7 separate regions of the Mus musculus genome follow, and regions 2, 3, 4, 5, 6 and 7 are each linked to region 1. A link is a loop called in an ENCODE intact Hi-C map of the cell type or tissue named here. Cell type or tissue: left cerebral cortex. All regions are shown on one strand.

What was found. Hi-C counts contacts between places; a loop is a spot of excess contacts. Peaks named below come from ENCODE experiments on the same cell type or tissue, not always from the same donor. Only the 100,000 strongest peaks of a DNase experiment are listed, where the experiment ranks them.
Region 2: it touches region 1 in a loop (2.8-fold over the local background); 5 of 42 quality-filtered maps call a loop at or near these places.
Region 3: a loop joins it to region 1, with 5 times the contacts of the local background. A loop is called at or near these places in 8 of 42 quality-filtered maps.
Region 4: a loop joins it to region 1, with 11 times the contacts of the local background. A loop is called at or near these places in 2 of 42 quality-filtered maps.
Region 5: it touches region 1 in a loop (7-fold over the local background); 7 of 42 quality-filtered maps call a loop at or near these places.
Region 6: it touches region 1 in a loop (11-fold over the local background); 3 of 42 quality-filtered maps call a loop at or near these places.
Region 7: it touches region 1 in a loop (8-fold over the local background); 5 of 42 quality-filtered maps call a loop at or near these places.

The regions. Positions count from the first base shown.
Region 1 is chr17:89,652,270-89,656,269 of GRCm38, reverse strand. No RefSeq gene overlaps it. Among named protein-coding and RNA genes, the nearest start is that of Gm4719, 280 kb to the right of the region's middle. In left cerebral cortex, a CTCF peak has its summit at 1,711 (motif pointing left); DNase peaks (open chromatin) are centred at 424, 1,152 and 1,644; H3K27ac peaks cover 2,933 bases.
Region 2 is chr17:90,093,301-90,097,300 of GRCm38, reverse strand. The region is part of intron 21 of Nrxn1 (neurexin I); the gene reads left to right. Among named protein-coding and RNA genes, the nearest start is that of Gm41653, 120 kb to the right of the region's middle. In left cerebral cortex, no CTCF peak of the experiment used is centred here; a DNase peak (open chromatin) is centred at 2,102; H3K27ac peaks cover 2,166 bases.
Region 3 is chr17:90,582,885-90,586,884 of GRCm38, reverse strand. All of the region lies in intron 15 of Nrxn1 (neurexin I), which reads left to right. Among named protein-coding and RNA genes, the nearest start is that of Gm32337, 120 kb to the right of the region's middle. In left cerebral cortex, CTCF peaks have their summits at 1,745 (motif pointing right) and 2,610 (motif pointing left); DNase peaks (open chromatin) are centred at 1,288, 1,768, 2,565 and 3,566; H3K4me3 peaks cover 446 bases; H3K27ac peaks cover 2,753 bases.
Region 4 is chr17:89,553,347-89,557,346 of GRCm38, reverse strand. No RefSeq gene overlaps it. Among named protein-coding and RNA genes, the nearest start is that of Gm4719, 180 kb to the right of the region's middle. In left cerebral cortex, a CTCF peak has its summit at 2,263; a DNase peak (open chromatin) is centred at 2,370; H3K27ac peaks cover 276 bases.
Region 5 is chr17:88,952,002-88,956,001 of GRCm38, reverse strand. No RefSeq gene overlaps it. Among named protein-coding and RNA genes, the nearest start is that of Lhcgr, 160 kb to the right of the region's middle. In left cerebral cortex, a CTCF peak has its summit at 1,784 (motif pointing left); a DNase peak (open chromatin) is centred at 1,781.
Region 6 is chr17:89,355,879-89,359,878 of GRCm38, reverse strand. No RefSeq gene overlaps it. Among named protein-coding and RNA genes, the nearest start is that of Gm4719, 21 kb to the left of the region's middle. In left cerebral cortex, no CTCF peak of the experiment used is centred here; DNase peaks (open chromatin) are centred at 1,229 and 2,418; H3K27ac peaks cover 3,377 bases.
Region 7 is chr17:88,649,884-88,653,883 of GRCm38, reverse strand. Gm31903 (a long non-coding RNA gene) reads left to right here. Exons shown (of 3, transcript XR_385909.2): 2 at 43-194; 3 at 512-855. Among named protein-coding and RNA genes, the nearest start is that of Gm38460, 2.0 kb to the left of the region's middle. In left cerebral cortex, CTCF peaks have their summits at 743 (motif pointing left) and 1,682 (motif pointing left); DNase peaks (open chromatin) are centred at 736, 1,186 and 1,685; H3K4me3 peaks cover 944 bases; H3K27ac peaks cover 476 bases.

The DNA.
Region 1 (4,000 bases):
TAGGAGGACTTTAGTTAATGCACAAAACCAACAATAAGTGGGCCAATATGTATATGATAGACAATGAAAACATTAAGCTTTTTACATTTTCTTCCTGCTCATTAAAGGCTCTCTCTCTCTCTCTCTCTCTCTCTCTCTCTCTCTCTCTCTCTCTCTCTCTCTCTCTCCTCCTCCTCCTCCTCCTCCTCCTCCTCCTCCTCCTCTTCTTCCTCCTCCTCTGTGTGTGTGTCTCTCTTAAAGTTATACCTGCTCTTGCTTGTTAGATACCATCTTCATTATCAGAGTACACTTTGTTGCCATAGCAATCCGTTCCCACTCTCACATTATTGCACTTACTGCTGCTACAGGCAAAAAATTAGGGGGGGGAGGGATGAAGCATAATTTCATTTATTATTACTATTTTTTTTGCAGTAGCCAGGCTTTCTCCTGATCTGAGAAACTTTTAACTTACCCTAAAAGGAAACAGTTTCTCATAGTCAAGAATAGCATCGGTGGAGCACGGCACACAAATGCGGGATGCTGCTGTCTAAGCCTTGCTTGATGAAGCACAAGGTGTTCTTCTGGACTCTGGTGGGGTTGCATCATTCTGTATTAGCATTCATGTCATTACATAATTCCTGCATTAACTTTAGGTTTCAGAATTATATTAATAGAAAAAAATGACAAGTAGGACTTTTTTCTTTAATAAAGGTCAAAGGAAGAAGAAAATGTGAAACATCCCACCAAGCTGTCTTGCTAAGGTAGCCAAGGGCACAGACACAAGGTGACCATGAATGCTAAGGTTTGAATGATGATCTACATAACTCCATTCATGTGCACAGTGCCTTTAGCATTTTAATACACTTCAATATGTGTTGCCTAATCTTTCTTCCACTTCCTCCATTGTTAAATGAAAGATTTCAAAGACTTTTCCATTAACTATTTCATACTGGCTTCTTATATCATGTATTTTGTCAATTTTTCAACATCTGTTTTCATATCTCCCATTGAATATTTTATATTCTCTAGACAGAATGTTAAACTATCTAATCCTCCTACCTTATTCATGGGAATCAATCTTATGTCATGAGATATGTCCTGCTACAGCAGCTTCTGTGACCCACATGGGGACCACTGTAAAGAGAGTCATCCAAATATTACAGGCAGAACAAGTGGACTTCACAGATTATTGTGGTTAAACATTACACAGCTAGGTTTTTTTTAAAAATGGTCTGTGACAGCCGATGACTTTGACTATTTCTATATTAAATGTGCAATTAAGTTTTCATGTTTCAACATGATATTAAACATAATCAAACTTTATAAATACTTCTTAAATATTTTTGCAGAAGAAAAAAAAATCCGCTACTTTCAACTGTAATTTTGAAATGTTCAAATATGTATAGACAAGCTGCTGTATTTTATATAAATGAATGTATTCATAGAACAAACTTTAAATTTCAGAAAACAACACAGATTGTAGAAGTTTAAATTCCTGTTCCTATTCCAACAGAAATGAGTAATGTGACCATTTTGGGAACAGTGGCAGTGAGGAGGGAGAGCGTTTCCACTATTACTTAAGATTGCTATTTTGTGGAGAAGCACTTGTGGTCTGGTGACTCAAGGATGAGGAGCAGTAGGTAGCCACCCATTCTGCATTCTAAATTCTGCACCATCTGCCCATCTGTTCTGGTGCCCACTTAACACTTGACTAGGTAATGCTGCCCTCTACTGGCAGAATGGGACCTTTTTCTCAGATTTTAATGGAGCTGCAATGTGCTGTGGGACTTGGGCATTAAGAAATTGGTTTCCTACAGAAGAGACTCAGATGCAGAAAGCATAGGCTGTGACTCTTAACAGTTCACATCATCGGCCGTTAAAATAACTTTTATTTTCTTAATCTGAAATGCTTATGCTTTTTTAAAAGTATAGTGTAGAAATGAGATGCTTATACAATGCATTTGGTTAAATAACCAAATGTCTATGTCAGCATGAATCATCTGTGCTACTTAAATCTAGGTCAGGCGAGTTATTCATGAGTTATCATAGACCTTTGCATTATCCTTAAAACCTCTCCAATGCACTCTTTTGTTTAGTAAATCTGGTCACTTTCTGCTTCATGAACTTGCCTTCAAATGGAACATTGTCTTAAGGGCTGTTTTGATCGGAGGCCTTTGACTGAAATCCTCTCCTTATGCATGTATTTGATAGTATCATGTGTTTAACTCTCTTCTGCCCAGAGCTGGCCATATAAACAGAAAAAGTAACATGAGAACAAAAGGCCCCCAACAGCGCATAACTAGGATTATGGGACTTCCCAGTCCACTATTACATTTGTCTATAATCCAATTAAGCACAGGAGTGGACAGTGACAATAACAAAAGCTAGTGTGACTTCACCTACACATGAGGCCCTGTACTCCTTGTTTCATGTCTACAACTTCACATGAACTCTTTCTGGTCGATTAAAAATACATAGAAGCAGCAAATTATGGGATGGGAATGCATAGCAAGATGGTAGAGCAGTTGGCTCTAAAACCCTGAAAAGAGAAAGTGCAGAAAGTGACAGTATACAAAATGGACACAGCTGAAAATGTTATGAGTCTGGCCACCTCCCAAAAGAACAAAAAAAAAAATCACACTACTCAGCTCAGAAGAATTTAATTATTAACTTTATAATAGTTGAAACATAGGCAGTGTCCCATTTAATCTAAATTACAGTGAAGGACTGATTTACAGTTTTCATTTATTTAGCTTTCTATTATGAACATGTTCAGTTAGTAATACCTTTGTATATTTATGCTAGGCTGCCCAACCATCCACAAAACTGCACAATATTAGGAGGTCTTGCTGGTTCTTTAGGATTGTCATCTTCAACTTATTAGAGAAAGTAAAAAAAATGTACTTAATACTAAGAGTAGTTTTTGCTACACAAATCTCTAATCATTAAAGGTGTTTTAGGTCCTAGAAATGATCCAAATCCTGATCTTTCTAGAGCTTTAATTCCAGAGAAGGAGGTCAAACACAAACAAAAAAAAATAGCATAAATGTACACTGTGATATGGCCAAGCTTTCTCACAGAAACATGAGTGTGGGAAAAGTGCAAGGGGCAGGGGAGAAGTGGCAATTTTAAATTATTTAATGGGAAGTGGTTTGGGGTTCAAACTCTAAATGGGGCAAGGAAGTCCCACAGATGACAGAGGCAGTTCTGTGTTTATACCCTGGATGTCTACAATGCTGGTAACAATAATTTCTCAATAACCTCAATTTTAGTCACTCTACACACCAGACCAACCATTTCTCTTTTCTTAAATCTCTCATACCTCTCTGTCTACTCTGACTCCAAGTGTCCTTGGGCCTGAATGTTGAGATGTTTTCCTTTTCTGTCTATTCAGATTGGCACTTCCCTATAAAGTCCATGATCAGCTGTCAATCACCACACTCCCTTGACACCCACCCTGCCTGTGGATGCTGGTGTTCTCTAGGTTCTTTGCAATTACCTAGTGAAATCCCACTCCTGAGGAGTCCAGACCTTCTCTGTTCCATGCTGACCACCAACTGCTTTCAAGCAGAAACCATCAGCCTCATCTGAGCTTGCAGCAAGGCTCAGGACTCAGATCACAGTATGCCACTGTTTTTTTGCTTTCCTGCAGTCAGGGTGGACACTCTCTTTCATCCTTTCCAGACTTCTGAGTCCCCCCTTCCCCAGCCTCCTCTTCATTAGTTCCTTTTCCAGATTTGTGACTTGCAGTTTTTTTTTTTTTTGGTTGCTTGGGTTTTGTTGCCTGTGTGTTTGTGTGTTTGACTCATTTAGTTTAAACAGAATCTTCTGTCTGAACCACCAACCACAGGGGATGGATGGTTTGGACCTAGCTCCCTCCTTCCCCCACACGTATGTAGCAGATGTGCAGCTTGGTCCCACAACAACTAGAGAGGAGGGGAAATGTCCCTGACTCTGTTGCCTGCCTGTGGTTCCTGTTCCCCTAACTGGGGCTGACTTCTCTGGCCTAGGTGGGATAGGA
Region 2 (4,000 bases), 440 kb before region 1:
ATTGAAATTAAAATGTAATTCCTTCAATAGGAATGAGCCATATCTAAAATAAATTATGTACACTAATAGAAAAACTGAAATGGTCTTTGCAGTCCCAAAAGATAACTTCCTTTAATAAAAAAATATTTTTATTAAAATATAATTATATCATTTTCTCTACTTTTCTTTCTCCAACATTTCTCCTGGACTTCCCCATTGATCCCTTAGGCATCATGGCCTCTTTTTACTTTTGTTTTTATTTTTCATACATAGTGTGTGTGTGTGTGTGTGTGTGTGTGTGTGTGTGTGTGTGTTTGTGTGTGCATGTGTGCATATGTGTGTCTGTGTGTGTACATGCATGTGTGTATCTGTGTGTCTGTATGTGTGTGTTTTTTTTAGTACAATGTATTGGCCATGCAATGGGTGTCAGCTTGTCTGCTGAATATTGTAATTTGTTTCATTTATACCTTACAGAGAAATATAAAAGGATGTTTGCCATCGTTCTCATTTTATATAGGCACAGACTCGGACTCTGAGAGGTCAAGCCAATGACCCCATCAAAGCTTTAGTCTTAGATCTCACTTCACTAATGTGTTCCCCCAATACATTATATTTTTCTGGCCAAATGTTCTATAAATATGATTGGCAAAAAATGACTCAAGTATTTCCTTTTAAAGAAGAGAAAGCAACACAGGTACAAAGTCACGAAATCAGAAATAAAAATCCATATGTCCTTTTATTCTTTCAGATTTATTCTTGAGCTCAATACATAGCATGGGTATAAAAGTCACCTTTCTCCAAAGTGTCACCCACTGCTGTATCCTATAATGTCTCATCCCTTCCTTCCTCCCTTTTTCTCTCCCTCTCTCTTCTCCCTCCCTCTGTGTTTGTGTATATGTATGTTTGAGTGAGAGAGAGAGAAAGGGAAAGAGAAATTTGTTGGAGTACTCTTTTGTACTTTACTTCCCATAATGGTCTGACAGTATCCCTGAGTGCCTGCTCTAAGAGCTGAGGTTCTGGAAGGCAGTGCCCTCCACCTTCCAGTGACTAAGGGTTTTCTGACAACTGTTTTTTTTCCATGAAATATTCATGAGGGTTGCTCTGAAAACAAATTTAAAATTGCAACAATGGGATTTTTTTTTTTTTGTATTTGGATTATTATTAACAGTCTGTGTTTCACCACTCAAACCCTCATTTCATTAATTAAAATTTTCAATAAGAGCTAATCATTATACTAGAATAGGGGATGGAGTAGGATTGGGAATATGTAAAGTGTTTCCGGATTTCCCTCTAGTATTCCAAAATCCTTGGCTCTTGGCTTCAGATTTCACAGTTTAGTTATAGCATACTTGCTTTGTTTGAAGGTCTTATGATTGCATAAGAACAAAATGAAATATTAGATGCACAGGGATATAACATGTGGGGATGGTTCCTGATACACTCTTATGTAATTCATCAGTAAGAGCAGCTTTTTATGTTTTCCTTTCACCCTAGGCAGTGTCATGTACTGGCTCCGGTCTCCACGGGTTCTGTCTAATCTTGTTCACTAGTCCTAACATTAAATTCATAAAATTGGTTTTATTTTGGACTAAAAGGAGACTGTTCTGATTCCAGTGTACTGAAAAGTTCTTTCCAAAGACCTGATTCACAGCATGTCACAGAGTTTTCCCAACTAGACCCAAAATCAGAGCTGATAAACTGTATTTTAGAAAATAGATACATGAAAAATATTTTTAGAGACCTATATCAATGGAAATGCTTTTAGAGTAAGATAGACTTTCATGATGTCAAGTAAGACAATGATTTTTCCCAAACATGGAGTCAGAAATTTGGACTTGAGATCTCTATTGTATGTTGGTTCTTTCCATTTGCCAATGAGTGTAATCAAGAATCCAGAATTGGATCCCACTTTCCAAAGATGAGATGGAACAAGCCTCATTCCTGTTGTTTATAATTATCTACAAAGAAGAAAAAGAAGTACATAAGCTATAAGAAATCAAGAATTATCTGATAAGTGCTACAAAGGACTGTGGGAACAGTGACTAACTGCCTAGAGACTTCACGGAGGATCTAAGAAAGAGTAGCATTTAAGCTCAGTACAATACAGCGTGTGGGAGTGTACCAGAATTTTCTTAAATGGGAAAGGGCATCCCCAGATAGAAAAGACAACATGTTCACACAAGTGAGGACGTAGGAGAACTCAGCATCCTGGAGACAATGTGAAAATTAGAACAAGTCTTTTTGAAAAAGGGTTTTGCAGATTGTGTCAAGATCTGTACAAACAGATACATCTTCAGCATAGGAATCCCACTTATGGGGTTTGGTCCTGAGAAACACAGAAAAAAAATTCCTTTGTAATGGCAGAAATACAAAACAAAAATTAGCTTATTTTCTAAAATATACGAAATAGGTGTACAGATTGCAGTACAGTTCTATTGATCAATTCTATTGCCAGGGGAATAGTAATGAGTGTTCTAAATGAAGTTTAATACATATGTATGGTATTGTATATAAAATGTTATCCTATTAACTTATACAGCAAAGCTTTGTTATTGTGACTATTTTTAAAGTTATCTATTTCAACATATAGATGAGATGAAAAACTCAAACAGCAAATTAAAACATCCGTAACTGTCGTAAAATGTTTTGTCAAAGTGGTAAAACTTTGACTGATTTATTTTATCTAATGTGAGTTGTTGTGGTCTTATTTGGTCACTTACTCGAGATGTGATTTTTTGAGTGGATGTAGGTTTATAGGTTGCAGAAGTCTGATAGAACCACTGTTAGAAGAGATAAGGGAACTGATTGCATACCAACCCCAGTTTTCAGTTTTTAAAGAAATCATTTCAGAATCCATAAATGGCATCATCAAAGTAGTAATATTTTAGCAATGTGTCTGTACAGTTGAGCACATTGAAAACTGGCCCAACTGATGTATGTCAGTTGTATGTCGGGGACATGAATACACCTCAGAATAAGGTGCGTGCCTCAAAATAAGGAACAAAACAAGCTACCAAAGAACCTCCTGGAACATGTGCTAAGTATGCAGTTTTTAATCTCATCCTTAAAGTTATAATTTCCAGGTAAATTATAAAGTTTTACAGGTCACTGTGCCCTTCCTTCCATGGTTTATTAATGTGACTGAATTAGATTTACAGTCTGCGTTCTTTTCTCCTTTCACACTTTCCCTTTTATTCTTTGTTTCCTCATTTCATTTATTTCTCCTGTATTTGTGATAAAATTAGTCACAGACTATAGCTTTAGTGATTGATGTTTTTCTCAATCAACCCTTAAAAATCCTTGGCCAGTGATTGCTGCTGGGGAAACAGCATCGTCTCACTACATCCTGAAAGGATCAGTTCCGTAACAACGTGTCACTCCAGCCTTGGGGTTAAATCAAAGTGAACAAGTAGTCATCCACGTGCAGAAGTAAGGAAAGAGATAGGATGCCAGGTAGTTAAGAAATGTCAAACACGAGGCAACAAAGGACAGCATGAATGCTAAAGAGACTATGCCTCAAAACACACATTACCCTCTCACCAGAGCCTAGAAGCCACCTTGGATGCTCTTGGTATAAGGCAGTCTTGTTTCAGTCTATGAATAACTTTTGTGCACAAAACAGGCCAATGATTCCTTTCTATGTGAACTTATTGCCAAACATCCGTGGAAGTTCTGATACCACAACAATCAGTGCTGAGTCCTGAAAGCCATCCTAAGAAAGCCTCTTTGTACCAATGAATTCCTAGTACCTTATAGTGTCCCATCCTGGGACTCTGCGTGGGTCTGTTTTCTATTTGCAGCAGTAATATAAGAAGCACTGCAGCCAAGATCACGTGTAGCTCACTACACATATATCTGTAAAGGTCCTGTGTGCATGAATCCTTCCTTTTCCAGAATGCACCCAACTAAAGCAAACTGTACTTTCTAAAAACCAGTTCTGGGTAACGATCATTCACTGAATGGCCGCACATTGTACACATTTATTTTCTATTCTCCTGTGAAATCTCCAACACATCTACAT
Region 3 (4,000 bases), 930 kb before region 1:
ATCCTCCTGAGAGACCTCAGAGGGCATGTCAGAGATTCAGATGACTAGAAGCATTGCTTGAAGGATTTAATACTTATAGTCACAGTTTGTCATCATGAACAATGAAATTCCATGGGCTGTGACTCTTCAGATGTTTGGAACAGCAATTCCTAAAAGCAAACATTTGCTTTTTATTTATTGCAATGGATATAAGCTTGATAGTATGCTACAAGAGGGTTCTTTCTGAGACGAGTGTGTGCCTGTACAAATCTTAGACACATTTTCTTAATACATGGACTACTTTTAGTACTGATGAAAAGAAAAGCATTTTCCATAATAAAGAAATGCCGAAACCATGAATTAATTACATGAAGAGTGGACAAAGTCAGATTTTAAGTTTAAGACTCTTACTAAATGTTTAAAAAAAAACCAAAAACTCAGTTTAAGTCAGAGGCTAATCCCCACGCTGAGTAGATGTGTGTGTTTGTTTGTGGCTGCATGGGCACATTCCCGTGTGTATGGCTGTGGGTTTGGACCCTAGAAAAGGGTGTTGGGTGTCTTAACTGTGGCATTCTTCATCATACTCCTTAGAGCCACAGTCTCTCGTTGGACCAGGAATCCCCAGCCATACTCCTGTTTTGTCTCTGCCTCTCTGCACTGATTTACAGGCATGTGCATGGCCACGAAGGCTGTTTGTGTGGATTCTGGGATACCAACTGGGGGTTTCATGCTTGTGTATGCAGTACTCTTACTTACAGATCTACCTCTTCAGGTTGACGTATTTATTTATTTATTTATTTAATCCAATAGTTATCCTGCTCAATTCTGTGAAGCCACTGTGCTTTCAGACCTCTCAGATGAGGTCACAAAACAAGAGCTGCTCCCTAAAATTAGGCTGAAGTTTCAGGTTATAAGTGGGTTTGTGACTTTTAATAGGAACAGCAATCCCAAGAAACACTCTGGAGGGAGAGCGTGATGTAACCCATCACATCCTTGCTCTGCAGGACTTCGGTGCTAGCCAGATGCTATTTACTGAGCACTGACTCCTGCTGAGGGTCCTGCCATGAAGTTACCATCCCAAGGAACACACTGCGTCTGAGCACTCACATGTAGGACATGACAGGGAGGAAAGCTATGGCACTGCGTGTGGGTACCGCAACTGGGCTGAGCATGAAGACTTTTTGAGAAAGCCTTGTTTAAAGGATACAGGAAGAACAAGTGAAAACAACCAATGGCTGCTCTTTCTTCCCTCGTGGGCAGCCACGGGAACTAAGGATGAGTTTATGGGTATGAGACATGCAGGGCTTCACACCTGGAACTGACTGTGCCTGCCAGTCACGTAGGAATACAGGAAGCAGGAGAATCACTGTATCTGAGTCAGTGGGTTTATTTTCATTGACATTCACCCTCTGAGAATTAAATGTATTCTGACTTATCCACACCCTGTTCAAATCCATGAAGAATCTTTACTTCTCTAAGGGAAAGCAGTCAGCTTAGCTACACTGCATGCCTGGTAGTTCCTGAAGTGCAGAATTCCGTGTTCTTCTTAGAATAACTCACCAAGGATGCCCAGGAACGACTAGAGATGTAGTCAGAGATCCTCACTACATGTCGTGAGCATCCTGAACCAAGGCACAATTTATGTTATACAATCTTTAACTCACTTTTTAATGGGTTTGACTTTGGTCAGTCCTCATCTGAAGTCACTTGGCTAAATCAAATTTCTGATGTTTTCACTTACATTACTATACCTAAAAGAACCACCAGAGGGCAGCATAGGGCCATGCACTGTTACACAGTGTTGGGGAGGGGATTAATTCGCTCCTCTAGTGCAGGCAAACAGAATGCCTTTGTTTCCAGAATGTAAAATTCACATTTAGCCTTGACAGCCATTCAGGCTTTTGTCCAAGACTGGGTTTTATCTTGTAATTGTGGAAATATGAAACCCAGACCTCTCTCCTCCCCACCTCGATTCATATGGAAATCGTCATGAACAAGCCTCTACCCAAGGAGAGTTCCAGAAAAGAAATTCCGTGCTGATGACCTTGTTCTAGCGATCTTTTCTCGCACTGCCCAAGTCTCCTGGGTGTATGCCTCTCCCTGCTGATACAATTTGTTTTCATCTTTATTCCCAGCTGCCGATGTCTATTCCCTTTGGCTATTAAGTACAAGCTGCAACACGCAAGGAAAGACACAACATTCATGTACTCTGGACTGATCTCATAGCATGACTCTATTTATTCTGGAACTTTTGAGTACTGACCCCTTTAGTGAAATAATGCAATCCCTCCGTGTGCTTGTCTTGTCCTAATTTGGCAACTTCTATGCTAAAATATATGGAAAGGGGCTGATATTTATTGAGTCCCTATTAAATACTCAATGGATTTAAATGAGGTTATTGTATGTAATCCTTATGAGTGTCCGGGATTTGAATTGAGGTCAGTCTTGCTTATTCATTTATGTAGTTCAAGAATAAAAATAGAACAGACGAATAGTTTTGGGTCTCCATCTTCCATGGGTGTCCTTATTTAAGAATTAAGTTAATCCATCAGCAAATTGAGGCTTTTAAAAATTTGATTGGGGCCCGACTATGGTCCTAGGTGTATAGCGGACAGTGCCCTCAGGTGGCCACTTAGCAAAATTACACCTTGTAACTCTGGCTACATCTAGGTCATCCAGGGGGTGAACACTTTGTCCCCTTCTCCTTTATCCCTCTTACAAATCCCAAATTAATTTCCTTCCTCATCTTTTAGCATTTTCCGTATCTCCATTCAAATCTTCGACTAAAGGTAGCTAACTGCCGGCTACTGAGTTTCCCTTGGCCAAGCGAGTAAAAGGCCCCCTAATCAGCCAGGACTTTCCATTCCAACGGATTCCATGTCTAAGTGGAGATTTGCATACATCCTATGCATGTTCTTTTCTTTTGTAACGCAGATCAGTTTGTTCCCTAGCGGATCTCTTTCTCTGGACCTGGACATGAGGCACACCGGCCTGATCTACCTTTTCACATTGTGCTTTGAAAAACATTTTATTGAATGTTGTCACTTCCAAAGTTTTGATCACATTTAAACATGTCTGAGCTTCATTGCTTGACATGTGTGACTTTGGGTAGCTCTTTTGTTCTTTCCTAGATCCTTTTGCTCAGAGAGGAAATGTTCAGATAAGAATTTGACTTATATTGACAGTGGAAGAAATTCTTGTTGGCCTCTTGGTCATGATGTAGTGAGATTTACTAACACGTTCTTAATTTGTGTGAGGTTATTTTAAGGATTATTTGAAAATTGAAGAGACAAGACACCTTTTCAGTGGCTAACCATGAGGGCCCTTAGAGGGGTAGGAATTTGTTGTAATTGCTGCACGGGATCTCCAGAAGACCTGGGTGTCCCTGGCACCTGCTCCCTCCCCCTAGTCCTGTTTCCCAAATATCATCATGCTTCTGAGACCTTCTTTCTTCCCTGCCTGCTGGCACTGCCCTGACGTAACATCTCATTACTGGCAGTGGTTCAGATTTGGAACTCTGCTTTATCTCACTGTCAAATTCCCCCAAACACGGGATTTAAACCCAATGAGTGGACCTGCCACTGTGGGCTCTAGAGTGCAGCAGGTGCTCTCCCAGCTGTGGTGGCTGCTCTCATTTTATAAATTGGCTATAAATGCCCAATTAGATCTTTCATGCATGCAGTACAAACCTCCTGAGAAGGGTGTTGCCCTTCTAAGGATCTCTATGTCTCAGAAGGAAGCAGGGTGCTTTGCTTCTCTGATCGAGCGGGGCTCTGCACAATCGGCAGAAGCTGGGGATGCTGTGGTTGGCAGTACACTTTAGTGATTTTTTTTTTTTTAGCTGCAGTGCAGCTGAGAATTGATGTTCAGTGGGGAAAGGGACTACTTTGGAGGCAAGGACCACAGCACAAAACAGTGACAATAAGGCAGTGAGTCTGACAATGTAATACTTGACAACTTTGTTATTCCCTTCCCCACACAAGAGTTACAGCACAGTCACTGCGAAGACAATTAGAGACAT
Region 4 (4,000 bases), 99 kb after region 1:
AGAAGAGTGATACAGATGGCCTTGGGGGCACCAAGACACAACTTGGGTAGAGCACCTAATAGCAGGAAACAAGGGTGAAAAACTTCGTGCTGAAAATATTAGGAAATAAAACTAACAGAAGTTGCTTAGATAAACATCTAATTCTAATATTTTCACTTTACTAGGAGAAAATGTGTCAAATATAGAAACAAAGAGATAGCAAACACCCAATACTAGGCCTGGCTACTAAGCAGTATTTAGCCCTTAAGTACCTTCTGTAAATAAGTTACATAGTAGCATTTACCACACAGCCATATGGTGAGTTCACTCAGCAATGACATTCCTCTGAGGCCCTTAATTAGATGCACCTGACACAGTTTATTTTTTAAAAGATCAAGAATATTTTTTCTCTGCTAAATGATCCTACAGGATGGTATGGAAGCCAGTCTGGTTAAAGTACAGGGCAGTCTTATGAATTCAAACATTTAAGTGTAGAACAATTTTACAACTCTAAATTACCTTTAACATATTGGGCATTTAATATATAAAATGTGAATATGTTAAAATAAAATTCATAAAATGCAGATTTCATTATTGATCAAAATAGTAGGAATTTGGTTGTAAAGGTAGTATTGTTCCAAACACTTTGAACACCATTAATCCACAGGCAAAAAAATCTCTATAGTTATTATCTTTCTATGATCACAGTTCTTTCTTTGTGTGCACATTTAAATAAGCTTTATATTTCTGAATATTTTAAATTCATGAGAAGCTTATAAAGACAATCTCTCAGATGTTGATGCCATACATTAATGATAATATATTTGTGAAATTAAGAGAGAATCATGGTGTCACTGTTAAACTATAGAACTTTAGACCTTGTTTCTTCACAACTGTCCTTTTTCTGTTGCTATATACCATTAGGATCCCATGAGGAACCACTACTTTCACTACTTTTCTTGACTTTGGCCATTTTGTCTTGAACAGATATCTTCTAGAATGTTCCTTTACTTGGCCTAGGCTGATGCTCCTGTCATTATTGGCCTACAGTTCTGAGTTTACAGGACGAAGGCCGTGGAGATGAAATGCCCTTGCTTTTTTACCAGAAGCTGTGTAACACTGTGACATTATTATTTCTACAAGTGTTAAATGGGATTATTTGGTTAGGGGCATGTTTGCCACAGCTGAACACAGGAAAGGGGATTTTTAAAGTTTTAAATTCTTTTGGCATTCTGTGCCTTAGAATCAGTCATTAAACGGAACCTGCACCCTGTGTGAGGGAAGCTACACTGCATGCTCTGGAGGTGAAAATGTCTCTATCAGTTGTTTGGACTTACTGGGAGTACTCTCTAAATTGCATTAGTCTCTTCTCCCATTTAGTAATACAAACATATTTAGAGAAACGCATAACTACTGTCTTTTTGTAACCCAAAGTGCTAAAACAAAAGCTAAGTTAATTATAACCATGGTCATTTATTTCTCACAGCTACAGAGTCTGAGAAACAAGAACATGATACACAGTACAGAAAGACCTTGTGTCCACAGAAGCCCAACCTCCACCTCATAGACACACCCTATCCTCATATACTACAAGAAGAGAAATGAACCATATGAAACCCTTCTGTCACTCATGAAACCTCCACCAACCTGACTTATTAATTTACCACAAAGGCCTTATTTATCACAGAAGCTTCATCTCTAAATCCATGTGAGCTTATACAAACTTCCACTCTACAGTAGATATGTTTTTACTCTGAGTTACCAATCAGTCATTTCATATGTATGTGTGCATGTGCATACGCACACACACACACACACACACACACACACACACACACACACACACACACACACATATTTGTTGTTGACATTGAAGAAGTTGATCTCCATTTGATCACTACGAATTCCCTTAGGATGCTTCATGCTTGCTTTGACCTGCAACATATTTGGTTTTAACTTTTTCTTACATTTATGGTGAGGCTGAAACAGGAGAGATATAAGCTCCAGGGCAGCTTGAGCTACATAGTGAGACCCTCTATTGCCCTGTCCTTAGATCTAGAATTTGCATTCTCCAGGGAGTTCAGCTCTTTTAATTGGAGATCAATATTTAACAACCAATGTCTGCAGGGATTGCTTGTTAAAGTATTTGTTCCCCATAGCGTATCTCATGATTTTAGATCAGACCACAATGGTAATCCTATCCTTGTTATTCTTCCTCCTAAAATCAATTTTTGTGGCTTGAGGATATTTTAGATGTCCCTAGCTTCACCACTAGGGACAAAATCTTAGGAAGTCTGTAGGTGGGCAGTGGGTAGTGTTCCTGGTATTGATGTTGCAATGTACTGGTGCAACTCAGTACAGAAAATAGTTCAGGAAATACTATATATGTAATCAAAGCTTCCATGTCCCAGTGGTACAGAATGTGGCTCAGAGTGTTTAGCTCATACCCAAAGCCACTCAGCAAAGAAACTGCTGGTTTCCCTCCAGCCCACCAGCTACTGCATTGGCACATACTCTCAATGTATGTTCATCGTTATGCTTTGAGACAGGGACTCAGTCCTGGCCCTTGGGAGATTTAAAAAGCCTGTGTTCAGACTTCATGCTCTCAGACCTTCTGGTTTCAATGATCTCAGTGGCAGCCAGCTTTTGTTCGTTCGTTTGTTTTTTTGTTTGTTTTGTTTTGTTTTGTTTGACTTCATGCAAAGGCTTTAGTGAGCAGCCCGGGTTAAGAACTTCTTCAAATGAATAAACCAGTTTTATCTGAGAAAGATTCTGCTCAGTGAACTTCCTTTCTCCTGACATCCCCAAGTAATGTTTTATTTCTCATTATATAACCTGCCTGCTCAGTATCATCAGTTTACTTTCATAAACATTTGTAACACCTACATCGGACCCATTACTAGGAGGAGAGCAAAAGCAGGGACAGCAGACAGCTAAAGTCTCTTCCCTTCCAGAGCTTTGACTATGTCAGAGGAGCCTTGGCATGACACAGATCAGTAGAATAACATGTGGAGACAGGTGAGTGAAGAGCCTCACCGAGTCCAGGAAATGTAGGTTGAAGGAATGAGATTGTGTTAACTATACTAATAATTTGTTGTCTGGCTGAGCAAACAGTGCCGTATCTCCAAGACTTTATTACCATCCATGAATGGCATTAACCAAAGCTGTAGCTTTGCTGGAAATCTAGAATTCTTATTGTTTTCTTTGAAAAGCCCATTAGAATTTGTGGGTTAGCTAACATGGTTATCAGCCTAGGTCTTGATTAAGCTTCCTAAAGCAGGAGGCTAAGCAAACCATGTTAACAATGACTCCAGCTGTAGGGAAACTTATGTTATTTTTAGGCATCTTGAGTGAAAATTGCTTTATCCAATCACTGGGCAATGCTTTTATTACTGTTTTTACTGCTGGTAAATTAGATTGCATGTTGTAGAAATTATGCATAACTACCCTGTTTTTAATATTTGCTACTGTAATCATTTCTGTAATTATGATTCAAAAGCACTGCTGCAAGCTGTCCTGAGGAGGGCTACTTTACTGTGTTCTAATGATGGTATCTACAGAAAATTCTATTCTCAAAGGCCCTCCTGGCAATAGCCTCCCTGGTGATGCGAGGCAGATAAGCTTCGTTGGATGCTGTTAATGAGTTTGATTTATGATGGTAGTGGCTCGGTATGACACATTATTTGGGGGCTTGGATATTTAGATTCCAGCCTTGAATATATCTTTCCCACCACTTGGGAAAAGAAAGAAGCTGTTAGAATATGAAGCCAGTAAGGTTTTTAAAGCAATACTGTTCACACATCCCATTTTCTTATAAAAACTTTCTCTCCAGTGCAAGGTTAAGCCATGAACTGCATATCAAGGACAAGGTAAGTGATGCTGTGTGTTGAATAAAGGATGATTATTAACCAAGTAACGGCTGCTGCGTTAGCTCTGGGTATTGTATAAAATGGGTCAATTCACAGTTTTCACAGAGTGAGGTGATGTCCCCATAGCTGTTGGTTTCTGCATGAGCTTCTGA
Region 5 (4,000 bases), 700 kb after region 1:
TCACATCCAGGCTCTCATCTCAGGCGCCCAGCTGTCCTGGCCATCTTTGAACCAAAAAGAGCTTCTCAGAAATGATTAAATTTTATTGAAGCTCACAAGGGATGGTAGAGAGAGAATATTTGACTACTTTTGACAATTATTCGAAAGCACTAACCCGAGGGAGGACAGAATATGAAATCATGGACATAAGCCCTTCTGAATGCAGTCCCTATCTAGTTCATCCTTTGTCCTTTAAAAGATTATTTAATTATTCTGTGCACATGAGTACTTTGTTCACACGTGCACAGTATGCATGCAGCGCCTATAGAGACTAGAAGGGGGCATCAGATCCCCTAGAACCAGAGTTACAGAACTGGTGGGCGACTGGTGGGCGCTGGGAAGTGACCCTGAGTCCTCTGCAAAATCAAGCTGCTCTTAAGAGCAAAGTTACCTCCCCAGCCTCTTCACTTTTTTCCTTCAAGTCACCCACAACACACTCTCTCTGTCTCTCCTCCTCTCCCTCTCCCTTCGCCCCCTTCCTTCTTTCTCTTCCTTTGCCTTCCCTTCTCTAAACTATCAGCTCCTGCCCAGCTTGGACGTTATTTTCTGCTGCAGTGCAAGGATCCATACAACAGTAACATAAGGCACTTTGATAAGTTTTGAGACCAGAAAAGTCATCCTTGTATTGCTTCAGTCAATTCTGAATAATCCATAAGTAATCTAAGATAAAGCGAGACACTTCTTGTGCCTCACTTAGGGAAATTCTGGACTAGAGAAGAAAGAACCAAGTTCCTTTTCTGTGCCAACAGCAGCTCAACATCTCCGCATAATCATTTCAGCCTTCTGGAGATATTATATTTCTCTTAGTAAAACAGCATCAATTATTAAGGGAAATCATTTTCTGGGTAAATGGATAGGGATGTTCTACAAGCAAAGCCCTTGGATTGAGTGTGAGATAAAATCACTGTTTATACTAATTGTACAGATATCATAAGACCTACACTAAGTCTCTCTGGGATTTAAAACCATTATCATGAGTTCTTGAAGGCTTCTTCTGAAGGCTGAAAACAATTAACGCTGACCAATCAACAACACTAAGACCCTTCCTAGTGACAATGGGCATTTCCTACTGTTCCACCTTTCCATTGTCACAGTCCTGAGTGTACACACATTTAGACATGAACACGTCACGTGAGCCTTTTTCTCTCTTAGCTTTCAACCATCTTCTCTACTCTTTGCCTACAGCAAAGTCCCATATCCACACTTCTCCAAATGGGAAAAAAAAATGTCTTTTACGAAAATTCTATTCGCCTGACTTGAAAAGTGAATTATTTAATGTAGACAATGGCCAACTGAGTATGTTTGGTGCCCTCAGATCAAAGACTTTCTCAGTCACAGACAAAACAAGAACAGACTGTGGAGACAACTGGCCCAGATCCTAACAGATTCGGTCTTCTCCGGTTTTGCAGGTGAAGCTATTGGCATCCCAAGAAGTTCTCTGCCTTACCAAACACAAGACAAGAAAGTGTGGGCAGGTGCACTAGAATGTGGGTCTTATGTTCCTGCTTTCTATACCATAGGCATTTAGCCCATGCCCTTATGTTCTCAACCCATCACATTCTCTGTGAACAGGTCAGGAAGATACTAAAGTCCCCAAGCTTTATTACTTCAAATCTCATCGACCATCTCGTTTCACAACTCCAATAAACTTCCCAATTTCACTCTCCGGGTTTCAACCACCTAGAGTTGACTATGCCATCCTCTGGCAGTGGGCAGATCACCAAGCAAGTACAAGGTCACCATCTAGTGGTAAATGCAGTAACGGCAGGTTACCCAGCATACCCTTGATTCTTCCACACCTCCTAATTCCATCCCTAAATGCACTTATGCCAGACAGCTTATTTTCAGCAAATTTCCAAAAATAAATTTCAAAGCTAATCAAGATTTTCCTATTATATAAGACATGAAGTAAGTTTAAATTATTTTTAAATGTAGGCGTTTACTAAGCCAGTGATCTTCCTGGTATTGCAGTAGATTGCAAGAGTTCTTAGCAGCGTTGTGCTTCCAGATAGATCGCATTGCAGATAGTTAAAGCAAGTCAGGGCTGTAGGTAAATGTTAATGTGTTTTCATTAAAGTGGCTCTAGAGTCAACATCAGCAAGGTCTTGGGAAATACACTCCAGGGAAATTGGGGCAAGCACATGAAGGGGTTCTGGGGAAAGGTAGAGAGGGAAGACGTGACTCTGATCAAAACACGTTGTGCACATGTTTTCATGTTTCTAAAATTAATAAATTCTGGTTCTTCTCTCAAACAATTATTTACTAAACACCTGCTTACTCTAGGGTATGGACAATAATATGACTATTTGTTACATACACACACACATACACACATGCACACACACCTTGGGAACATAACGGAAAGACTGTTCCATTGTGAGACAGAGGTTGCTGAAGATTATTGGTAAACAGTATCTTGAGGACATGATAAGAACTCACAGTAGCTATGGTCATCTACACATAACTCACACAAGATTGAGCCAGTCAACACAAGAGCATGGGTGAGAAAGTATTCACAGTTATTGTCAGTTCATGACTGCTAAGCGAGGGTCCGTTTTCTTTGAAGGTGTGGTCCCAGGAAAGTTGTCCATGTTGTGGTGATGGCCCAACATATGTGCACAGATGAGCAGCACTGGCTGCATGCTGTGGGTTATTACAACATGGAAGAAGAGAAAAATAAGAAACATTGACAGCTTTTGTGCAACCCCTTTCTAAGGAGCTTGCTACTGAGAGTTTGACCATGCTTCAATGAGTATATAGATAACACAGATGGGGCCTGATTTCTCCCTTGAGAGGGGTGCATGAATGAGAGGGTCCACCTGGGAGGAGTGTGATCTGGGTGCATTATATGAAGTTCCTAAATCATTGATAAGAACATTATGTTGCAGGGAGGGAAATTGGGGCAAGCACATGAAGGGGTTCTGGGGAAAGGTAGAGAGGGAAGACGTGACTCTGATCAAAACAGGTTGTGCACATGTTTTCATGTCTCAGACAGAAAGTAAAACATTATAATACAAAAATAGCAGGAAAATCAAGAGTGATCATATATATTTTAGTGATAATGAACATTTCCTATTCCTCTTCTTGTGGTCTCAAACCTGTGTGCATACGCGTGCAGGAACATATACACATCACAGCAGTGGGCAGGGCTCTAGACCTTTCTATGATCCCATACCTGTGTGCACACATGTGCAGAAACATATGCACAGCACAGCAGTGCACAGGGCTCTTTTCTTTCTGCTGCTAACCACCCTCCTCTGTTCTCTGTCTACAGGAAGAATCATGCAGTTCTCGCAGTAGGACAGATGGATTTTACAAAGACTCCATTCTTCTGTTCCCAGATAATACCTGAACAGCCTTCTACCAACCTTGCTTCTACTCAGTTTGTCTATGGGAAACTTCCCTAGTCTCTTGTTTCACATTTTCAACTACCTAGAAGATGGCACCTCCTGCAGCTTCAGCCGCTGCATGGAAATCAGGGGTGAGCAACTTGACCTCCAAACTCTCCTTCTTTCTCTTTGTTCATGGCCTTGAGGTGCCACACTCAGCAGCAACTCTAACTTCTTCTTTCCCAGTGTCCTCTCTCTAATCAGACCCAAGGGTGGCCAGGTCTGCACAGGCCTCATAATCCCACCCACACCCAATCCCCTCCCCCTACTACAGTGCTCCAAACCCCACTTCTCTGATCATAGTGGACCCTGGATTCCAGTAAGTATGTGTTCTCAACATGTTTGGTGAAAGTCTCTTAGACAAGGTGTTGAGTGAGTTCTGAGACTGAAGTGACAGAGATCGCCAGATAGCGGCCTTTTGAAAAGCCATGGTTTCCAAGTGAGTGGACAGAGAGGAAATTAAAAATGGATGTTTAAAACATCCCAAAGACTAACCGAGCACTCTTACCCTTTATTTTACACAATCAGAGTCTCTGTCCCTATTCCATAAGTGAGTTCTAGCAAAACTCAGA
Region 6 (4,000 bases), 300 kb after region 1:
TGTTTATAGATTTTTGAAATGATATCCTTTGAGCAATGTAATTTAGAGGGACACAGCATGTAGCCATTGTGAAGACAACCAAATTAAACCTCCCCTCTAAAGAAGCCTACACTCACTGCTATGTTCACTGTCCCCCCTGTGCAATCTCATGATGCCAGCACTTTTATAAAAGTGTTAACCATTCCTTAGTTTTACCTCTTAAGCTAGCTAACTTTGTTTCCAATTGATTTCTCTTGAAGTTCTTCTCTGCTTTGAGTTAAGGGCTTTGCTTTACTTGAGTGGAGTTCCCTAAGTGAGACACTGTGGCAGTGCTGGCTTATGGTCTCCCACTGCTGCTGATAAAGCTGCAGCACCTTGGATTCTGGGAAGAGCAAAAAAATCAGAAGACAAACCATTTCCTCAGATGAGGGCCTTTGTCCATGGAGTGAAGCTTCATCTGGGAGCAGAATTATCTTATTGGAAACAAACTGGTCCTTTCCTTTAATGATAATAATGAGACTGAGAATTTGTCTGATCCCCTTGCAGGATTACAGCTGAGACAATAATAGGCCAGTGATGAGCTGGGATATGTCTGCACTAGAATTACTTAAATTCATATGCTAATTAACCTCAAATTAAACCTGAAATTTATATCAGTACCCTGATGATTAACTTTGGATAACTGGACCACTCTCTATGTTCCTCTTCTCTGAGTTGATCCAATGAATAAACCTTCTCTCTATCTACTTTGTTCCACTACATAGTTCTCTAATTGATGTATCAGAGTGGGTTGGCACCCTACTCTGTTGGAACTTTTGGAAATCAAGGATTCTGTTCCAAAAAGTGGAAAAGTTACTAAAAACTTTCATGAATATCTGATTTCAAAAATCCAAGTTTTTAACTGCTAAACAATGTCCCAATATCTAGTTGATCATTGCACTTTAGTAAGAGGAGAATAAAGCCAAGGTTCCAGAGATGTGTGCATGGCAAAGACCAACCAGAGATATGTGCATGGCATTGCAGCTATACATACAATAAGAGACTGTTAATACTTTCTTGTTGAAAAAGAGAGAAGTTGACATTTTCAAGACCAAGAAACTAGACAAAGGGATTCTAAAGCCACCCAAAGTGCCTTCTTGCTGCTAGGATATGATTGTCAGAAATATTTAGAGAGATTCATTTTAAAAGCAACTTAAAGTTTGGTAGACATGAATCACACAGGGCTTGAAGACCTACTTTTTATTTTAGTGGGGATTTAGAGAACTATATTTTTAAAAGGTCTCCAGGTGGTATAGATGTTTTCACAAGTATACAGATGGCAAACAGCACACAACTTCAGATTTGTCTTTTAGAGAGGCTGGTCCTTTCATAATACTGAATTTCTAGGACACTGAAATTCCTATTCCTCATTTCCCATCCTTTAAAAAAGTTTTTCAACAATTCATACATTTATATAATGAATTTTAATGACTTCTACCCTTATTCCTCTCTTCCCCAGAAACCCTTATTCCCAAGAAGTTTCCTTTCTGCTCTCATGACTTCTTTTGTGTGTGGGTGGGGGGCACCAAGTTTCGTTTCTTGCTTGAGAGTAGATGGAAGGTTAGAGGCTATGTAAAACCTCTTACACAGCACATTTGTCATTTGTCTTAAGCAATCCCTCCCCCATTCTTTGTACATGAACAAGTCCCTAAACGCTGTTGTAAGACTGCTACCTTCAAGGCAGAATCACAGCTCAAAGACAGTGGTGAGGCAGGAACACCCAGGTCTGATTCAGTCTTGGGCTTTTGGTACCTTTACAATGTGCAATGCACAGTGTGTTCTGTGATTGGAGTTGATCATAAATGTACCATCTGTCCTTAAGTGGACAGATTATCTCTATCTTACCATTTTTTTCTATCATGCTTCCTTCTTTCTACATCATCATAATTCATGGTTTCAAAAACAAAACTTATAGTATACACTCGTTTTAACACACACACTCGCTTTAATCATGGCTTGTCAGAAAAAATATCCATATTATTTCTACTTTTTTGGTTCTTTCCTCAATTTCCCTCCTTCCTTCTCTATGCAAATTTAAACATAGCAAGTTTCAATCTCTCACTAGGACATAAACTGATCATACAGATTAATTCCAATAGATTAATATCAAATGCTGATTATAAAATATTAAATTATTACTCCTAGATGGACTGGCCTCAGTAATTCTCATATACAAATCTCCTTTGCTATAAATATGGTAAGCATTTACCAACCAGTGGAGCCTTTGGACAGCCCTAAAGCTATCATAATATGCACTCATCTCTTTTACTGCTCAAATCCATGGAACTTTAGTATTTTCTTAGTTTCATAAATCCTGCTCTTCCCAGCCTAGAAATCACAAAGCTTATGATTTCTCTGACTCACCCCTTGGGCAGTTTCACCTAGTTTATATTTCTGCATAAATTTTGGGCTATTTTAATGTACCTTTTCTGCACATTTTCACTCATAGTCTCCCCCTCCTTCTTCTGGTTAGATAACTAACCCATGTATCCAAATGTAGATATGCAAATTAGAAATTGCAACAGACTTCTTTTCTTACTAACTGCAGTAGGACATTGACCCAACTAACTCTTGTTCAAACCCAGTCAGGAGCAAAATATTATGGCAATGCACCTCAAGGAACATCAACCTTGTTACGGGTATCTTCTTAGATCTTTTCCACTGTTCAGGTTGACAACAGGACATCAAAAGTTAAAACTGCAGCCCACCAAGAGTAATGGGACTCAGAACTACAGGGAAGGAGGGAGAGAGATGCTGAGAGATAGTGGGCATCAAGACAACTTTTGTCAGCATGGTACCCTATTCTACAGAGTGAATGCAGGTGGGCTACAGCGCAGCAGGAGATCAATCATCAGGCTTTCTGTTTTCCAGGTACCTCTATGTCCCAGTCTTCAACTGAGCCTCCTCATAAACCCTCCTCCTTTGGGTGTCTGCCTCCAGATCATTCAACAGAGCAGGCAGGCACTCTATACTTTTTCTTTGGTTGCCTGGGGATTTCTTCATCAAATGCAAACATAACCTCTCCCTGCACCCTACTCTCAGTCCCTCAGTCTTGTTTTCCTGTTTCTATGATGAATCTTCCACTACTGTATTCTTGACTAGCAGCTTACCTGTGCAGCATCTGTCAGATCATGCCTCTCCACAAAGGGTCCTGTTAAACTCTACTGTGTCACAAGTGCAAAATCATACTCAGGATTTGCTGAATAAACAAACAGGTTATGATGAGCTAAAGCTGAAATAGAATATAGCAACAGAATATAGTTTGGTGTTTTTCTGTTCTAGGGGTAACAATTGTGAATACTTGTGAATTCTGGGAGCATCCACATAAAGACTCTAGAAGATGTCCTATCATCTTATTAAATATTCCATGAGCAGGATATTGCCGATTACGAAAATGCACTGTAAAAAATAAAATCTATTTCTTTTCCATTCTCTCAGATTTCATCAGAGACAAGAGTCATGAAGACTTAGGAATTTGAATGAGGGGTTAAAAGGACATAGAGTTGGCAAGAGTATGGCAGTGTGGCAGAATGGGAGGAGTTGGGGTAGAGGGAAATGATTATACTCTATTGTATGAAAAAATGAGAAGAGAGAAAGAGGAAGAAGAGGTATAGAAGGAAGAGGAGAAAGCCAAACCCAGGCCTAAATGCTGGGCAGATTGCAGAAATGTAAAACAATTTTTATTTGTATTAATTTTACCTAATTCTATTGTTAAATGACAGAATTAATATAATTTTTAAATTGCATTTATATAAAGGCAGAAAGAATATGAAGAAAATAGAGAGGGGGAGAAGAGAGAAACACTAGAGAAGGGAGGGAAAATAGGAGAGGAAAGAAAGATGGAGGAAAAAGGGACAAAAAGTAGGGAGAGAGGGGCATAGAAGAAAGGAGCTGGTTTATATAAAAGTGGTATGTAAATTCTGAAAACTGAAAAAGAAAGAAAGGAAGGGTCCAGCAATTAGCCACTCAGTCAAATGTATCC
Region 7 (4,000 bases), 1.0 Mb after region 1:
ATCCCACACCCAACCCATCAACAAACGCTTTTCTTTCTATAGTTCAGATATGTTTGTCTAAGGATCTTCCACCTCTGGTCACCACTCCTAATCACATCAGCTTTCAGGACAATGGGAACATCGTCCTGAAATCCACACCCTGAAATCCATCTGTAACGCTGCTGGGATTAAAAGGCAAGAAAGGGTGTTCACAGGTAATGAGACCCCTTGGCCTCCATTTTTAGCAATGGGATAAGTATCCCTGGTGTCCTTTTAAAGACACTTGAGGAGGGTCTTTCCTCCCCCCCTCCACCATGCAATTGCATAGTATGGAGGCACTGTGGGTATGGAAAGGAACCTCACCATACTCACAATGCTGGGACCTTAGACTTCTCAATCTCCCGAACAATGAGAAATAAACTTTTGTCCTTTATCAATTACTCCACCTAAGATGTATTGTTATCGCCACATGAACAAATTAAATAATCTGGGTTATTTCAATAAACTCTAAACTGCTTTTTCTGTTTGTAAGTTCTCTACATCACCACTGAAGCCTTTGAGCAGATTCGTCTTAACACAACACCCGACGTTCTGACGACTCCCCAGAAAGCCTTAGTACAACTCCATCCCGACCCACTCACGACCTCTCTGATCTGGAGTCTCACCCACCCACCCTCCAATCATCTGCACCGCTTGCTAGGACAAGCACCTGTTCTAGAATCTGCGCTCCCGCAGCGCCCTCTGCTGGACTCCCTCTACCCTGCAGGATCTGGAACGCTCCATTCCTCTCTTCTAGATGTCATGGCAACCTCCTTATACCGCTCTCTGTTACCTTAGCCTGCTTTGATTTTCTACATAACAATAATCACAAATTGCTATCTGTTGGTTGTCTGCCTCCTCCGCCGTTATAGACCCTTTAGATGAGTTCACTGTTTTCTTCATCGCTTTATTCCCAATACTAAGAGACTGCAGACACAAGATGAGAAGCCCGACAAGATGTTCAGTGTCCAGCAAGATGTCTAATTGCAGTGACATAGTATTTTGAGGCCACTCAAAATGGCACGGCACCCCCTTTTGGCCTCGCAGTGTGAAGGACACCTTTAGGAACGGCTCGACTGCATTTACAGCTTGTTTCTGATGTGAAGAAATTTAGAAAGAAAGCATTCAGATGCGCTTTATGAAGGAATGGTTAAATCCACTCAGAGAGGTTCCTGGGCACGGGAGAAAGCTTTCTAACGACTAAGATAACAAAGGCTTGCCCCTGGGTCAAGGCAGCATGGAGTATTTGGCAAGCATGCATTTGCTTTCTCCGACACTGAGACATGTGAAGAATTGATGGATTATTTTACAAGTATTTTTTAAGTATAAGGATTTAACATATAAGTGATTGTAAAGCGTTTGTTTGAAAATGAAGAAAAAAAGGACACATTTTCCTGTCCCTTTAATAGTTAGAAATGCTTAGAGATAAGCGTAGTATTTAAATCTTTTGGATGTGTAAAATTGTATTCAACAGCAATTTTAGACACAGCATTAGAAATACTTTAAAGAGACCGTCTACTGCATTAATTTTAATTATGCTCCACCGGACTCACAATGCTTTGAAATGCTTATAAAGTGTCCTCAAAATCTTTTATTAATCAAAATTCAAGCACCAAACACACTGCTTCTGACTCCGGGTAGCAGCGGCTTGCCTGAGAGCGCCATCTGCTGTTCAAGTGTGCACTACAAATCAATTTTTTGGCTTTCCTAGCTCGTGCAGCTAGAACCTGTCAGCACACATCATATTACTTTAAAAGCTGCATTTTCTCTTGAGGTCTGGAAGACCATGATGGTGCCAATACCTGAAGGGTAGATGGCAAACCTCAAAGTGGAAGGGCGCGTTTCATTCACGTCAACTTTAATCCTGCAAACCGTGGGCAGCAGTGATTTTAAAGGCACACTATAACCAGCAGATTTTATTCTGGAACTTGACTACTTGCTTCACAACCAGCCAGTACCCTTTTTAAAATTAATTATTGGTTATGAATGATGAATTTGAGGCAGCGTGCTATGAGTGGGTGTAAAATCCTGGGTTCAACCCCAATATTCGGAAAATTAATTATAGATACATTCATATTTCAATACCAGTTAAAGCAGGGATTTACTAATTTACTTATAACAAGAAAAAGAAATCCTCATTTCATGTAACTGAGGGAAAATATTCAGGTAATCAGGTTGAATTCATGGCATGCTCACCACAAGTGACCCACACTGGTAACGCTAACACCTCACCAAGTACACGTGACCCCACACCAAAGCCCTGGCTTAAGGTCAATCAATCAATAGGAAGGGGCCTCCAGAAGGAATGGCCATGTCCAGGGAAAGGAATAGGAAAGAGTAGGTGAAGGTGAAGCTGGAGAGAGCTGATTGAGTGGGGGAGGGGCATGGAAGAATTGATTGGCAGAGAACCAACGAGGACCATTGATGCCACTCAGTCCTTCGCTCCTCAACAATTCAAGGAAAGCTCTGTGATTATAAGGAGGGTCTAAAACAATGCTCTACAGCCTGGTCCCCACAAAGAACTGGTGCAATTCTGTTTTGTTTTGGGATTTTCACTTTTTTTTTTTTTGTTTACTTACTGTCCTTTATATGCTGTTTTGAGATATCAGCCTTAACAGCTAAATAAAAACTGAATTCATCAAATACCCGCTTTCTTATGAGGGATAGAAAGGACTTTTTAAATACGCATTGTTTTTATATTGCAACAGTGTATGATTCTATTCTGTGGACAAAGTTTGTCCTATGGTCAAGAAAAATTGTAGGGCTAGAGAGATGGCCCAACAGGTAAAAGCACCTGCCATCCTGACTTACAACCTGAGTTTAGTCTCTGGGAGACACACATACAGAGACAGACAGAAAGATGGACACAAAGACATCCACAGACACAGAGACAGACAGAAACAGGGACAGAGAGATAGAGAGACAGAGACAGGAACAAAGAGTCAAACAGAAGGACAGACAGAGACAGGGACAGAGAGACAGATAGAGAAAGACAAAGAAAAGAAAAGAAAAATACATAAATAAAATGTAATCTTTAATTCTCAAAAAAAGGAAAACGACAAAAGGACTTTGGCGCTCATTCACTGAGGCCATCAGTGTTTTTCCTTAGGTCTTAGTTTGGTGTCTCTCGCTGTGACAAAGATAAAGACCAAAGTCAACTTGAGGAGAACAGGGTCTATTTTGCTTTACGTGGCCTAATCACAGTCAATCATCCGAGGAAGTCAGGGCAGGAATTCCAGACAGAAAACTGGAGGCAGGAGCCAATCCAGAGCCACGGAGAGGTGAGCATGCTCACTGGTGTGCTCTGCAGGATTTGCTCTGTTTGATTGGTTTATATAGCCCGAGGTCACCTGCCCAGGAGTGGCACCACCCCCAGTGGTCGAGGCCCTCCCATGTCAGTCATTAATCAAGAAAATGTCCCCAGACTTGCCCAGTCATATGGAGACATTTTCTCAATTGAGGATTCCTCTTCCCAGATGGCTCTAGCTTATGTTAGAGTGGAAACAACAACAACAACAACACAAAACACAAAACCTTAAGCAACACACTTTATCTTAGAATTGTTTATCAGTTCTATAAGTTGAAGAAAACTGATGTTAATGAACATGACCCTTGTCCACAGAAAGGCAAACTGATTGTGTTAGGCTAAGAGGATTGTGTTGGCCATTTGTCAGCAGAGGCTCAGAGCATCTAGCACAGTGGTTCTCCACCTACCTAAGGCTGCAAGCCTTTACCATGGCTCCTCACGGTGTGCTGGTCCCTAATCATAATATTTTGTTGCTACTTCATAACTGTAATTTGCTACTGTTATGAATTATAGTGTAAATATCTAATAGACAACCCTTGTGAAAGGATCGTTTGACTCCCAAAGAGGTCATGACCCCAGGCTGAAACCACTGATCTTTTTGTTACTCTGTTTCAGAACGCTGATCTTTTTGTTACTTTGTTTCAGAAGCTCCTACTTCCTATGTCTCTGCTCTTT